2 separate regions of the Mus musculus genome follow, and region 1 is linked to region 2. Evidence: chromatin loops called from intact Hi-C (ENCODE). Cell type or tissue: left cerebral cortex. All regions are shown on one strand. Each heading gives the region's core, and the rest is flanking DNA. Links, peaks and the distances in the headings are about the cores only. Region 1 holds the start of Zfyve16 (zinc finger, FYVE domain containing 16). Region 2 holds the start of Serinc5 (serine incorporator 5).

Region 1 (2,907 bases), core at 169-2,668, 80 kb before region 2:
GAAGCCTGACATGAAACAACTAATGATCCCTAAACCTGTGTGCATAAAGCTATGACCTGGGTTACACATACTTCTGTAGAACTATCCAATACACAACGCTGAAAGAAAGAAAATCACAAAACTCTGTACAACATAAATCCATTTTCCACAAAAATTGTTAAAATAGTATTAGCAAGGGGGAAAATACGGAGGAACAAGTACTAAACTAAATCTAGTGTAGGGATTATGTAAGCCTTTCAAAGCTAAATTATGTCTCTCTACATTTTACTTAAAAAGAGAAAAGGAGATAATTTTATTATTTTCCTTAAAAATGATATAAAATATTCTAACAATATAAAAATAATAAAAATATATTAGAAGGCAGTTGGACACTAGACTGTAAGGGGTATAAAATTGTGAAAGACAGTAATATGATCATGAAGAAAATGTTCAATGTACATTAGAATTAGAATTTAAAAACAACCAAGATTTTTTAATATAATAAAGTATTTGCTTCATTGTATGACTATTTTTAAGTGAATATGTGAAGAAAAAAAAGAATTTCCAGAGTTTTAATTTTCAAAATGGTAAATATTCTGCATTAACAATTACATTTTCTTGAATATTTTTCAATTGTCATTATCTTCAACCATATAGGATACTATGTGTAATTGGCATTATGACTGGGGACAAAAAAATTAGTTTTATTTGTAAGGTAGCTACTTCAAAAGATTGTTTTTGCTCATATTATTATGTGTATAGTAAAAAAATGTAATGGGTATATGTGTACAGCTTTTAAAAACATGGGAAAGGTGAGCAACACTCTTATCATTTTAAGTTTAAAATGCAACAGGGGCCAAAAAAAAAAAAAAAAAAAAAAAAAAAGGACAAAGAAAAATGTCAAAATGGTAAGCGGCTGGTTACTTTTGCACGGTGGAATGGTGACTAGCTCATTCCTAATTCCCTCCTCTAATTTTTAAATAGCTTGCCACTAAATGTGTAGTTTAATATCAAAGAGAAGGGGGAAAAAAGAAGTTATGTGAAAAATCGGACAGACACGATCAAACCACTAAACTTTTGCCAACTCGAGAAATGCCAAACTCAGCCGAGTAAGTGACGGAACCGGATGACATCACCAACTTATTCTTTGAATTAAAAGATGAAGTTAATATTTAAATTTACGGGCTGGTTTTCTGACATGGCTAACCAAGAACATGAGTCTGGAATGTAACAAATTGCAATCACGGTCGCACAAACAGGTTAACTGTTAAAAGTTAAGGTCATCTCTTCAGAGGCACCAAAGACAGCGAGCGAACACTGAGGCATCAGTGAAACGGAGGAGGCGGCGACAACAGGCGCCGCGGGGACTCGCGGGATCCAGTGCGGCCCGACCCGGCCCAGCCCAGCCCGCGATGGGGTCGGGTATCTCGGCCGCACAGAGCCCAGGGTGGCAGGCGGGTCCCGGAGGAAGGCGAGGCCGGGCCGTCGCAGCCTAGCGAGTCCGAGGCCGCCCCGCCCCTCCGCCCGCAGTACGCTGAGGAGAGGCCGGTGGCGGCTCCGAGGCTCTTACCTCCCCACACCCCGCCGAGCTCTCGGGGACTCGACGCGACGCCGCAGTGAGGCGTGAAGAGTAACCCGGCCACGACACCCAGGACAGCGCGACGCCAGCCTAGAGCTCGTCCCCAGCCGACCTAGCAGAGAAGGGCGCAGGCGCAGAGAATGCTTCCCGCTGCCACGCCCCCTCCGGGAGGCTTGATCTATGCGCATGCGCGCTGCTCGGGTCCGAGCCAGTCCACGCGGGCGCGCCGGAAGTGGCCAGGCGACTCCGTTGGGATCCTGCGCTCGGACGCTGTTCCAAGGACGCTCTTCTGCTGGCCTCAGGAGGTGACTAGTGCCACAGCTCAGCTGACCCGGCACTCCGGTTTGCACCAGCCAAATCCAGCGGCCGACACTGTATCTCACCTCCGGGCAGCTCCTAAATGCCGGTCCTTGGGTGAGCGGATTGGCCGACGCCGCCCTGCACTTCTGGCTGTACTTCTGCATTTCCAACCCTCTGTAGCCTCCAGAGCGGCTGCTGTCTAAAACCAGAAGCCAGCTACCCTCTCGGAAGGAGATGCCCGATGCCTCGCGCGCGCTCTCTGCTTCGGCCTTCGCATTTTCACCACGAGTTTTCTAAAATTCAAAGAGAGCGAAGAGAAAATTAGTATCCGGACCAGCTTGGGGACTGCTGGCTCGCCTAGGCTTTCGAGAGATTACAAGCGTTATCGCTGCTGTGATTTGTACTCAAGAGACTTCACAGTCAGAGCTCAGGTCCTCAATTCAGTAATTGGCAACTGTAGTTTATCTTTCAGAGATTCTGCATCTCTACTTCTGGTTCCCCTTCTAAACTCTGATTTTTGCCAAGAGCAAAACTTTTGGTTGTGTAAGGTGACTGGCCTGTTCTTTGACAGACAATGCAAAAGAGATGCTTCGCTTACATTAGCTAATTAATCTTAAGAATAATTCCACAAGGGCTGGAGAGATGGCTCAGCCGTTAAAGGCTAGTCTCACAACCAAAAATATAAGAATAATTCTACAAAGTACAGTGTGTATTTTCACTTTTATACGTTGGACACTGTCACAGATAAAATGGGGCCGTCGTCTTTTTGGAACCTCAATTCAGAAGCAGTGGCTTGTGCATACAAATTAGGGGCAAAAGTATATAGTACAATGTAAGGACAAATAAGAGTTATTTTAAATGAACAAAACAACATTTTAAAGTATATGCAAATCAGTTCACAAAATAGCATGTCTACCACATTTTATTGATGTTCAAACTTAATATAGCAGAAACAGTGTATTCTCCATAAATCTGTTTTACCAATTTGCTTAATTTATAGATGAATTCATTGGTGAGAATAGTGTGGATACTCTCATATCCTGGTGTGG
Region 2 (2,907 bases), core at 237-2,736:
TTCATTTCATTTAAACACCCGCATGAATACAAGTGATGGTTAAGCCAGAGCTTCAAAGAGGCCATGTTATCCAGCCTGTTCTTAGGGAAGCTAAGAATTTGCAACTTCCTGACTCTGGAAGTTAAGGCTTTTGCTAACTTTTTTTTTTTGGGGGGGGGTATCTTAGTGTACATTTGACATGTCCACAAACTATTTATTATTTTTGGCATGTTGGGGAAGGAACTCATGCATGCTGGGAAGTTCTGTACAAAGGAGTTCCACGCCCTATCTCTCCAGGTCTTTAAGAGGCATGCTCTCTCTAGGATAGTGACATCAGTACTCAGAAACCCTCAAGCTAGTGCTTGCATAGGGCTGGCAAACAAACAAAAGCAAAACAGGAGTCCACTACGAGGTCTCTGATCCTAATCCAGTGACACTGGGACACTGGGTGAGGGGTCTCCTAAAAGAGTGGGTAAGTTCCAGCTCAAAGGTTTGGACAGTTTACCCCCCTCCCCCACCTCTTGGTCGGTTCCCACAAAGACAAACTCTTGGTGTCAGACCGGTTTCCCCAGGGGCTGAAGTTCTAAGTCTAGTGACCGCCCTGCAGCAAACAATGGAGCTCGCTGTGAAGCCCTGCGGAGGTCCTGGCTCTGAGTTACAGGCTGCCACCCAGCAGGTTGCTCCTCCCACACCTTCTTATTTTTAGTTACAGCCACTGTCTTCATAACTTTTCTTAACCGCCAAGTAGGGCTCGGTTGTGTGTGTTACTCTAAACTCCTGGATCTAAGACGCCAGAAGATTCAGCGTTGGTAATAACTAAAGCACGGATTATCAAAAACAGTTTTTTTTAGTTTCTATCTCCTAAAGTTCCCAAGACACTATAGGCAAAGGCTCTGTCCAGGGAAGGTCAAGTCCTGGGTTTTGTGCCTGAGGATCAGACGCTAGGCTAGGATTGTCAGCTAGGCGTTTTCACTTCCCAAGGCTTTAGGCAAGCTATTCAAGTTACTTATCCGCTGTCACTTTCCTCACACGGGTACAGCAATGTTTATCTGAAATACTCTTCCAACCAAAAAGGCATTGGTGTAAAAATCATACTAACAGAAATGGTTTTACATTTGAAGTAACCGTGAGAAGAGATTCAGGTAGAGAGCAAAACTTGGCACTCCCTTGGCATCCAACAAGCAAATGTTGGAATCCTCCTTTCAACGTGGGTCAGCTGAGAGGCAACTAGGACCCCAACCTAGGTTCCCAGATCGACTCTCGGTCAGAGTTCCGCGGGAACAGCAGGTGGAACAGCTAGGCGCCTGGGGAGACCTGGCATCTGAGGGGGTGCGGGAACAGAGGGGTTTCCCGAACGTGGATCTGGTAGATGCCTGAGGAGTAAGGCGATCGCAGTCCCATACCAGTGGCGCCCTCGTGGAGGGACCAGCGCAGGGCATTCGGGAGGGAGTCTTCCTCTAGGGCTACGGTTTTAACTACCAAAGGCAAGCGGATCTAGTTTACTGGATCCGGGGCGGAGGAGCGCCGCGAAACCCGGCGGGTCAGTAAAACCCGAGAGCTTGTAAAGACTGCATTCCCTTGGTCTAACTCCGGCGGAAGTGCCAGAGAGGAAGAAGCCCACTGTGCTGCCCGGAAAGGGGCGGGGCCATAGCCATCCGCCGGGCCGCTCAAGGGGCGGGGCCTAGGATATGGGGCGGAACCTACACTCGGGGCGGTCTTAGGGCGGAGCCTGTGGGGCGGGGCTTGGCGGCGGTTGTTTTCGGGCCAGGGTACGGGGCTCTCAGCTGGGCTGCTGGGCTCGGGGATAGGAAGCAAGACGAGCTTCTTCAGTCGCGCGCTCGCGGACCAAGCCGAGAGGGCCCGAGTGACGGGCCCAGCGGGCAGCGTCCCCGAGGCGAGGTCGTCGGCCGCGGTGATGTCTGCCCGGTGCTGTGCTGGCCAGGTGAGCGAGGCGGGCTGCCGCGCGGGTTATCAGAATCGCGGACACCGACGCGAGCCAAGCTCGAGTTCTGGAAACCCTGTGGGCGGGAAGGGACGCGGGGAAGCCCGAGAGGCAACCCCAGCGACCTCGGTGTTCGGCCTCCGGGATTCCGGGCTGGCAGGGCGAGCGGGTCTGGAGCTGAGGATCCCATCGGTTCCCAGGACGTGTCACCTCCGGTCGAAGCCTCGAGTAGTGGCTCTGAGTTCCGTAGCTCTCCTGCCACTGCACTGCCTGTGGGATAAATCCAGGAAAAACGTGGGGTTGGACAAGATCTCTGTTTCTGTACTCCGAGCACAACTGGTCAGTCCGAGCAGGGCGGCCGCGTTTGGCATCTCCAGGTCTAGAACATGGGGCTCTGTATTCACGAGAACGTCTGGATATCCGATTTGCAAACTCCCGGACACAAGTCTAGGCACAGGGAAGGCTCAGCCCTGCTTTATGGGTTTACCGACCGGACCCTACCCAACCCTGACTGGGCACGAGCCTTCGCTCCCTTCTTTGCAACTCATCTTGCTGGAACCTGTTTTGTAATCTTGCCAGTTAAATTCACGATATCCAAGCCATAGGAGGCTCCTAACTGGAGAGAATTATTAGGTTTTAGCCCTTTAATGCTAATTTCCCTTTTTTTTCCTGCAGGGTTAGAAAAACAACAGCGAACTAGGTAAAGCCATCTGGATGTCTTTCTCCCATGTTGTCTTTTTGTTAGGTTTTAAGGGGTTATAAAAAACAAAAACAAAACCTCGAATCTGATCGCGGTGGGTGGGCATTCAGGTGCAGGACTGGTCTTGTTTACTTTGAACGTCAGGACAATGGGAGCCAGCTGTACGTGCTGTAGGGGGTTAAGCTGTGTCTCTGGACCCATCAGGTTTAGTGGCCTATAGTAGTCCTGTCCTCTTAGAGGTGGCCCTGTATGTCAAGCTGGCATTTTTCAGAAATGAGGAAAGTGG

The links. Hi-C counts contacts between places; a loop is a spot of excess contacts. Peaks named below come from ENCODE experiments on the same cell type or tissue, not always from the same donor. Only the 100,000 strongest peaks of a DNase experiment are listed, where the experiment ranks them.
Region 1: it touches region 2 in a loop (2.2-fold over the local background); 5 of 42 quality-filtered maps call a loop at or near these places.

The regions. Positions count from the first base shown.
Region 1 is chr13:92,529,150-92,532,056 of GRCm38, forward strand. Zfyve16 (zinc finger, FYVE domain containing 16) reads right to left here and starts at 1,661. Exons shown (of 18, transcript NM_173392.4): 1 at 1,550-1,661. In left cerebral cortex, for the core only: no CTCF peak of the experiment used is centred there; a DNase peak (open chromatin) is centred at 1,730; H3K4me3 peaks cover 1,988 bases; H3K27ac peaks cover 1,336 bases.
Region 2 is chr13:92,609,367-92,612,273 of GRCm38, forward strand. Serinc5 (serine incorporator 5) reads left to right here and starts at 1,772. Exons shown (of 12, transcript NM_172588.2): 1 at 1,772-1,921. The coding sequence starts at 1,895. In left cerebral cortex, for the core only: CTCF peaks have their summits at 1,398 and 1,599; DNase peaks (open chromatin) are centred at 657, 1,667 and 2,287; H3K4me3 peaks cover 2,469 bases; H3K27ac peaks cover 2,490 bases.